3 separate regions of the Homo sapiens genome follow, and regions 1 and 3 are each linked to region 2. A link is a contact called in ENCODE Hi-C or POLR2A ChIA-PET data. All regions are on one chromosome and are shown on one strand. Each heading gives the region's core, a stretch centred on a gene start or an enhancer-like site at or near the end of the contact. The rest is flanking DNA. Distances are from core to core; before and after follow the strand shown. Region 1 holds the start of SRP68 (signal recognition particle 68). Region 2 holds the start of NUP85 (nucleoporin 85). Region 3 holds the start of UNK (unk zinc finger).

Region 1 (2,937 bases), core at 51-2,550, 870 kb before region 2:
TCCAATATACTGAGCATCTATTGTGTCAGGCTCTGTCTTTGGCTCCATGCCTCAGTTTCCTCAGCTGTAACAAGGAAATGGTAACACTTCCTTCTAAGAGGGATCTGCTGAGAAAGGAATGAGATGTATGGGAGAGTTAGTTAAATCTGAATGCATCAGATCCTTATTCTTTTTCTCCTGACCTTATTCCGTATACCTTGAGGAAATTCAAAATAGAGTTCAGGGCCGGGCGCGGTGGTTCACGCCTGTAATCCCAGCACTTTGGGAGGCCGAGGCGGGCGGATCACGAGGTCAGGAGATCGAGACCATCCTGACCAACATGGTGAAACCCCGTCTCCACTAAAAATACAAAAATTAGCGGGACGTGGTGGCAGGCGCCTGTAATCCCAGCTACTCGGGAGGCTGAGGCAGGAGAATGGCTTGAACCCAGGAGGCAGAGGTTGCAGTGAGCCGAGATCACACCATTGCACTCCAGCCTGGGCAACAAGAGCGAAACTCTATCTAAAAAAAAAAAAAAAATCCGTCATTTAATCTTCCTAACAACCACTTAAATTGGTTATCCCCATTTCATAGATGAAGGAACAGATTTACAGGGAGATTAAGTTACGTGCCCAACATGTCCCTGCCGCTAATGACGGAGCGGGGATTGGAATCCCAGGTCTCAGACTCTAGAAGGTGCAAAGCAAAAATTCATATTTTCCCATGTCTCAACACTTCTCCCTCTTTGGACTGACGGCCCCAAAGTGCAGTGGTCCACGGCCCCAAGCGGTCTGAGAAAGTCACCCCGTTAGGACACCGTCTGCTGACTGCGCAGCGCTTCCTCCGGCTTGGCGTTCTTACGGCCAGCCTCAGAGGAAAGGGCAGGCAGAGGCGGGTCCCTTACGGACGGGGTGTCCCGTTCCGGTAGGGAGGACCCCATCTCTTGAGTCCCTGGGGATGCAGACACCCCGAAATCCAGTATCTTTGGTCTCCTGCTTTCTGCTGGGCAGGACGTGAACCAGATCCCCAGTCCAGGATGCAGGACCTGGGGTCCACCTCCGGTTCTCCGCCCTTAGTGGGTGGGAGGTGGGACTGCCCCCTGAGATCTCAGCAGCCACGGTCTCACTGCGGCCTCAAGTCCCCACCTAGCCAGCCACAATTCCGGACCCGGGATGACAGGATCCCTCGCGCAGGCGCGCTCCAGCACATGGCGCCCTGCTGCAGCAAGGGCCGACGGCGGCGGAGTCCGCCGCTATCCCATCAGCCCGGCCAGGCAGGTCCAGCTCTCACCCGCCCAGGTCGTCCCGCCTCCCCTATCCCGTCTTGCTCTGCGGCGCAGGGGCAAGATGGCTGCTGAGAAGCAGGTCCCAGGCGGCGGCGGCGGCGGCGGCAGTGGCGGCGGCGGTGGCAGTGGCGGCGGCGGTAGCGGCGGTGGACGTGGTGCCGGAGGGGAAGAAAATAAAGAAAACGAACGCCCTTCGGCCGGATCGAAGGCAAACAAAGAATTTGGGGATAGCCTGAGTTTGGAGAGTATCCTAGAGTAATCGGGCCTAACTCGCAATGATTACGTGTCGAACTGGAGGGCTGGGGGCGGGAGAGGCGGCGGGTCCCGACAAGTCCTGGCAGGAGAGGCCGAGGGTTGCAGTTTCTCTCGCCCTTACCTTTTGGTGCTCAGAATTCCGGGGGGGGTCTGTCTCTCGACTAGTCTTTCCTCGTGTCCCCCTCGCCGTCCTGGCTAGGTCCGTTTCTTCCAGTGGCACTGGGATATCAGGCAGGTTTCCCCTGGTGCCCCGCAGTTGTCCAGTTGGAGGGCTTGTGACCAAGTGACACCTTGAGCACCTTGCTTTGGCACCTTGAGCCACTGAACTGGGGAGAGGAAACTGCAGTCTTGACATTTGGCTTAATACTCTTGTCTGACAGTCGTCATAGACTGAGTAGTAAAACCTACAGCTCGATACTTTGAAAGTGGAGGTAAAGATTGACTCAGGAAAAGCTTGTTGCCCATTTTGATTGTAAGTTACCGTAGTTAATATCGATTGTGTCATTTTTTTCTGATCGGTCTGTAGGCATTTTATCTTGCTGACAGTCATTCATATAAGCTGGAGGAATCGGTTTCTAGTTTCCATCAGTGTGTATCTCAACCAAGTGCTTGTGGTACTAGTTTGTGACCTTTTGAAATGAATAACAAATGGAGAAAACGTAGGCGAGTTTCTGAAATAACACATTCAACTTGACATCTTAATGTGCTTAAAGTTCTCAGGCGCTTGGAGTTAAATATTTTGAATTACTGGTAATAGTTCCAAGTAGACGCTAGCGAGCCCTGATTTTACTGAGACCTTTATATCTCTTTGTCCCGTTTTAGTAATTTAAAGAGTCCTTTTAGCGTTCACTATTTTAAAATATGTCTCTAGAGAAGTGTTGAGGAAACATTAAAACTATACCTATATAGATGAAGGTCATTGGACTTTCTAAAGATTAGTACATAATCTTAAATATTTTAAGATTATTAAAAGGAGAATCTGGCCATTCTTCTTTTGAAAGAAAAACCTTAATACTTTTATGCAAACTGTAGCCTAGCTTGGTTGACATGTGCTAATCATAGACTCTCTAAGCATCACAGCTGTTAAGGAAAGTTAGATTTGGCAGGTGTTGGAGATTATGCAAATGGAGGCTTAGTACATGTCATTTATAACCTGAATCTGAATGAATAAAATGTGGGGTCTAGGTGTTAATTGGTGTGAAGCACCCCAATTATAGTCAGCATTTAGAATCCATCAGCTTAATTTAAACTGGGTTTTGGCAGTTTCCAGTGGCCAGTAGTGCCCTCCTTTTTCAGTTTGCAAGTAGTAACAGTTCAGGCAATCAGTTTTCCTGTAGGTTAGCCCTGTCCTGTGACAAGATAGATATTGAAAATGGTTACAAAAGATCTCACCAGTGTACTAAATATTTCACAAATTT
Region 2 (2,855 bases), core at 137-2,636:
TGTTGATTCTGACAATGTCAACTACCAGCTTATCTTCACAAGTAAAAGACCAGAAATCGGCCGGGTGCGGTGGCTCACGCCTGTAATCCCAGCACTTTGGGAGGCCGAGGTGGGCGGATCACGAGGTCAGGAGATTGAGACCATCCTGGCCAACACGGTGAAACCCCGTCTCTACTAAAAATACAAAAAAGTACAAAAAATTAGCCGGGCGTGGTGGCGGGCACCTGTAGTCCCAGCTACTCAGGAGGCTGAGGCAGGAGAATGGTGTGAACCCGGGAGGCGGAGGTTACAGTGAGCCGAGACCGCGCCACTGCACTCCAGCCTGGGAGACAGAGCGAGACTCCGTCTAAAAAATAACAGTAATAATAACCATAATCCCTCTACCTACCCTGAGATGAATGCATACATAAAATTTTCCTCTGCTCCCTCTTTTCACAGGTAAAATGCAGATTTACTGAGGCTAATCACCGACTCACAAGAATGTAATCATTTGCCTCCTCACTGCCTAACCTCCCTTTTTTGCCCCTCCTGCTAGCTCCTTCCTCTTTAACTAGTGATGTTCCCAAAACCATCTTTGGAAAAAGCACAGGTCTCAGATCCTCCTGTGACCTGTGCTTTTTCCCGGTTGGATCCTCAACCTTAGCTAATTAAACCTTTATCGGTTGAGACCTGCCTCAGTCACTTCTGGTTAACAAGAGGGAAAACAAGAGCAATCCAACTAGCAGAAACGGTAGGTATCTCGTACATAAAGCGCGTGAATTTTTTTTATACACATCACAGATCATCCACAGTTGACATACTGTCTTCAAAGTTCAAATGGAATTGAATGCACAGCGATAAAACAGGAATAGTCTCCTGAGATAATACGTTGAATAAACCTTAGGCCACACAGGCAGAAGCTCAATGTGCCGCGATGCAGAGCTTAATACGGCTGGAATAAAAATATAAATTCCTCTGCTTGGGCTGAACCCACTCTAATGCCCAAGAGGAAAAGCAAGGGAAGTAAAAAGGCCAGGAACACAAAGGAAGGAAAGGGACGGAGTGGGACCTTCGAGGCCGGGGTTTGTGACTGGTGGCAGAAACCCCGCGACCACTGCGACCCTAGGGCGGGCACCTCGTTAACACTGCGACCTCCGGAAAAGTGGCAACTGAGTCGAGGGAAGGGGACGAGCGCCTCGCGACCACTAGGGAAGCAGACAAGCCTGAAGTAACTAAGCAGACGCAGTTCTCAACCCGCAAGGACGAGCAAGCCTGTTCGGGGTACCCTTACAGTGACTGTTGGCTCGCCATCGAGCTCCTCCATAGCGCCGAACCCCAGGCTCCTAGAAGTCGCTCGGACGCCAATGCTTCCCGCTCAGGCCTCCCGCTCAGAGCTGGCTGCGAGACAAGACTCCGCCTGGGCGTCTCCTGCAGCGCCTGCAAGCCCAAACCCTCAGTGCTGCGGCGCTGTCTCCTCTCAGCCACGGCCACCCCTCTGCGGTCCTCTGCACGCGTCCTTCCTTCCTGGCGTCGACAGCAAATCAGGGAAAACAGCGCCGAGGACTGACTGCACTCAGAGTACCGCGCTAACAGGATCAGGCGGCGCCGGGGACACCCTGGTGCCGAGCGGAGAAAAGGCCCCCGGAGACGGCGGGAGGGGCAGGAGGACCCCGGGGCTGGAGACGGTGCGAATGCGCGTGCGTAGGCTGGGGCGGCGGCACTTGGGTGGGAACTCGTGCGGGATTTAGGTCCCAGTAAGCGTACAACGTCTCCCAACTCTGGGAGTCCTCGCTACATCCCGGTCTCCACCTTAGTGTCGTCGCAGCCACTTGTCCAAACCCCGACAGTCAAACGGGCTTGTGCTGGAAAGCAATCGCCTCCACTTCCACACTAGAACACACACAAGAGGCACGGGAACAAAATCGATACCCCTGAAGGCCCGGCGCTGTGGCTCAAGCCTCTAATCCCAACACTTTGGCAGCCCAAGGTGGGTGGATCACTGGAGTTCAGGAGTTCAAGACCAGTCTGGCCAATATGATGAAACCTCGTCTCTACTAAAAATATAAAAAATTAGACGGGCGTGGTGGCGGACACCTGTAATTCCAGCTACTCGGAAGGCTGAGGCAAGAGAATTGTTCCAACCCGGGAGGTGGAGGTTGCATTGAGCCAAGATCGCACCACTGCACTCCAGCCTGGGAGACAGAGCGAGACTCCGTCTCAAAAAAAAAAAAAAAAATTAGCTGTGCTTGGTAGCGCGCGCCTGTAATCCCAGCACTCCGGGACGCCGAGGTGGTTGGATCACCTGAGGTCAGGAGTTCAAGACCAGCCTGGACAACATGGCGAAACCCCGTCTCTACTGAAAATACAAAAATTAGCCGGGAGTGGTGGCGGACACCTGTAATCCCAGCTACTCGTAAGGCTGAGGCAGGAGAATTGTTCCAACCCGGGAGGCGGAGGTTGCAGTGAGCCAAGATCGCGCCACTGCACTCCATCCTGGGCGACAGACGGAGACTCCGTCTCAAAAAAAAAAAAATTATTTTGCTGAGTCTCAAAAAAAAATTATTTTGCTCTTTTTCTCTTAATAAGTTTCCGTTATACCTCAAGTTGGAGTTATCGCCTGTGTAATTGAAAACTTTTCCAGAGTTAAATACAGTTTGAGAGTTAACCACTCTAGAGAGAGGAAGGGGAAAAGAGAGGGGAAGGAGCCACACTCTTTTAGAGAGAGGGGAGGAGAGGAAAGAGAAAAATAAGTTGTAAGATAATTGTTTCATTTTTCCAACCGTTTTCCATTAGGATTAACTGAAAAAGAAGGATACATAAACTACTTCATCAAAACCTTATTCTTAGAAATCTATAGAAAGGTTGAGGAAGGAAAA
Region 3 (3,008 bases), core at 259-2,758, 580 kb before region 2:
AGTTTCCAGATTCGAAAATCAAGACTACACCATTCAACTCATCAGTAGTCTTTGAGCTAAGAACATCTCACCAAAATCAATGGAAAGACTGCGAAAGATCTCCAGTAAGAAAGGACCAGGAAAGCAATGTCCATATCAGAAAAGGAATGGTTAACGTGAGTCAGACTGTAGTCAAGAAGCTTAAATGATTTCAGCCAACAACAAAGAATCCCACAAAGAAACCATACACTTCCTATAACCAATGTTCCCCAACCCCAGAACAGTTTCCCAAGGTCTTCTATAACAAGAGTTCCTCCTGACTGGTTTGAGTTCTTTCTACTCCAACAGATGATTCTGTTCTTCGTTCACTGAACAACTTAAGAGCTGTTCAACCCCCCAGGTTCCAAAACCTCTCGCAGCTGGGGATCCTTTTAAACATGCACATCACTCAGGAGCCCATGGGGATGAGAGGCATTCACAGAGCATCAGGGAAAATGGAAAGCAACATTTTGCTTAACAGGAGAAACCGCCCCTTATTCATCTTTCTCCCACATCACCTAACTCTAGGGAATGCTTAACGTGGCTTGAAGGAAATGAAGACAGCGACCTAAAAGCACACAGATGCAAGACTTCCAGGAAGAGGTTTTCCCATCCTGCTGGACTCCTGTAGTGTCAGTATTTGGGGCTCCCTCTAATGCTACATTTCTGCTGAGCCTGCAGACATACTTGGAACCCATCACCTTCGGGCTCCCAGACTCAGGCTCCGCACAGCCCGCGAGGGAAACGGTCATGGGCACGCACGGACACGTTTCCATCTTTGCATGTTTATCTACGTCGACTGTGAATTCAAGCAAGTGTGGCCCTCGTGGACAACCTACGAGCCTTAGGGACACAAAAGGCTTCCTGCGCAAACTGCACGGAATCTCCTGACAGGACTTCACGTTAATCATCATTCATAGGTGGGTTCTGGGGCTGGACCCCACGGAACTCCTCTTGGTTGTGTCTTGGACTTCTCACTGCCCCAAAGGAGCCTACTACTGTGGTTTTATGGTCTGAGGAACAGTTAGGCCTCGAAGGCCTGGCCTAGGGAGAGTGCACTCTGCATCCCGAGCTCCCGCCTTCCCCACTCGGCGGCCGGGACCGAGTTTCCCGCCCCACAGCCCGACCAGAGGTTGGTGGCAGTTGGAGGCAGTTGGGACCGGCCCCAGCAGGTTGGAACCGGTCTGGGCCGGGCCGGAGGAGGAAGGGGGGGAGGAAGAGGCCGCCTCGCGCTCTCCCTGCGCGCGTGACTCACGCTGGCCGCTGACGTCAGGCGTGCGCGCGCGGCGGGGGGGGGGGGGCTCTACGTACGTGTAGTGCTGCGGTTTCTCGGGCTGTGCCTGCAGCACCTGAGCGGTAGCGGCCGGGGGCGCCGAGGAAGCTGCGGAGCCGCCGGGCCCGGGGCCCTTCGACATGGTCTTGTCTTCCTGCCTCTTCGCCGCTCCCCTTTTATTATTCAGTCTGCGCGGTCCGCGCCGAGGACCCAGTGCGCCTGCGCCGCGCCACGAGAACGTGAAGACCCCCCACACGGCAGCAGGGGTTGCTGGGAGTTGTGGTTCTATGTCCGGCTGGAATTTTACCGTCGGCAGAGGGTTGCTGGCAAAGCACAGGACCACAATACCCAGGGATCCTTGCTGCTAGTGTCCCGGATGCTGAGGGCCTGCGACGGCTTCTGGGAATTGCAGTCCGGTCGCATTTCTCCTTCTTACCAGCGCGTTTTCAGTTTCATAGGGAAGCCTTTCCATGAAACTGGAGCGCCTGGAGGAGAAGGGGCCCAGAGCTAGGGAGGCCCTAGCGATTTCTGCGAAAGAGTTCCAAGTATAATTTCACTGCCAACAGTGTCATAACTACTTTGCCTTTATACTTAGTACAGCTAGGTTCGGTTCTAATGCCAGCTCAGAGCAGTGCTCCAAGCAGGGCTTAAGAATCTGTGTTGTCGGTTCTTAGTTCTGGGCCCTGTGCTGCAGGCACCTGCAATCCGCCAGCAACCCCTTCATCCCTGCGGCGGGTCTAACCTAAGAGGCATTGAGAAAGCTTTGCTAAGGAGGAGGTACACCGCACGCTACAGTTCCCGCGCCTTTGCCGAGGCGCTTCATTTACCTTTGCCAAACTCGACACCTGGAACTCCACGACTTGTGTGCTTTCTCAGCCTGACACCTGGCCTGACCAACTTGTTTCCAGTACATTAAGGGCCAAGGACGAATTTAATCTCCGCCTAGAATAGTCTCTGAGGTACACTGACAAGTTGCCAGTGTTGAGAAGCATCACAGGGTCCAGAGGAAAGGCCTGGGTTTGAGTAGGGCGTGCCCGTATTTATCCACTCTAGTTTTCTTGTCTGGACGTCAGCCTTTTTACTTGGGACATTATCTTTCCCCTCTCTGCTTCCCACCAGTCAAGCAAAGTTCTTCACTTTATAAAATAAGCCAGATGCCCCAGACCTAGGCATTTGTTTCTGTGAGTTTTAGAATGTTCTCCGTAGATATTTTAACCGTTGTCATTTAATTTGGTTTTTCATATTGAATCTATTTCAAATCCACTGGTTTTGATTTATATTTTCTTAGATGGGATTATATTAACAAATGATTATCTCATTAAAGAAACACATTCCAAATAACCTTAGGGATGAAGGGTGGTGGGGCTAATGGAAAATCGTTAATGTTTGAGTGACACATACTTATTTTATTTAGCTCCAAGTTCCCTCACATCAGAAGCCACATCACAGAGTTGAGAAACTGGTTTTTCCTAAACAGGCTAAATCGTTTAGCCACTAGGGGCGTTTGAAAATGAAAAATTACAAAAGGACAAATAAAAGTTGTAGTATATTGCTTTAATCCTATGATTAAACGCAAGTTACTTGGTTTATGTTAGCCTCACAATACTCAAGTGTGATCTGACTGAAGAAATAGAGTTCACAGCACTGGATTTTAAATAATAGATGTATATCATGAGCTTCAGAATAAGTGTGTACTGGTGGAGTTGGGAGATGATAT

What was found. A loop is a pair of places that touch in the nucleus more often than their neighbours do. ChIA-PET counts read pairs that join two places held with the same protein, here RNA polymerase II (POLR2A). Pooled maps may share reads with other maps.
Region 1: a pooled map shows a loop between it and region 2 (7-fold over the local background). The contact joins the promoter of SRP68 here to the promoter of NUP85 in region 2. A Hi-C loop is called at or near these places in 1 of 50 pooled maps. POLR2A ChIA-PET finds 5 or more read pairs at or near these places in 2 of 52 experiments (B cell and OCI-LY7).
Region 3: a pooled map shows a loop between it and region 2 (6-fold over the local background). The contact joins the promoter of UNK here to the promoter of NUP85 in region 2. A Hi-C loop is called at or near these places in 4 of 50 pooled maps. POLR2A ChIA-PET finds 5 or more read pairs at or near these places in 3 of 52 experiments (HEK293, activated CD4-positive, alpha-beta T cell and activated T-cell).

Annotation. Positions count from the first base shown.
Region 1 is chr17:76,070,880-76,073,816 of GRCh38, reverse strand. It overlaps SRP68 (signal recognition particle 68), which reads left to right and starts at 1,300. Exons shown (of 16, transcript NM_014230.4): 1 at 1,300-1,509. The coding sequence starts at 1,326. It also overlaps a transcript of GALR2 not described here. RefSeq lists enhancers at 358-1,185, 1,138-1,187, 1,186-2,013.
Region 2 is chr17:75,204,210-75,207,064 of GRCh38, reverse strand. It overlaps NUP85 (nucleoporin 85), which reads right to left and starts at 1,386. Exons shown (of 19, transcript NM_024844.5): 1 at 1,271-1,386. The coding sequence starts at 1,303. RefSeq lists enhancers at 1,375-1,554, 713-1,646, 1,647-2,581.
Region 3 is chr17:75,783,306-75,786,313 of GRCh38, reverse strand. It overlaps UNK (unk zinc finger), which reads right to left and starts at 1,508. Exons shown (of 16, transcript NM_001080419.3): 1 at 1,330-1,508. The coding sequence starts at 1,433. MIR4738 (microRNA 4738) reads left to right here and starts at 1,707; the gene lies at 1,707-1,793. RefSeq lists enhancers at 258-835, 847-1,246, 836-1,414, 2,977-3,008 and a silencer at 1,307-1,446.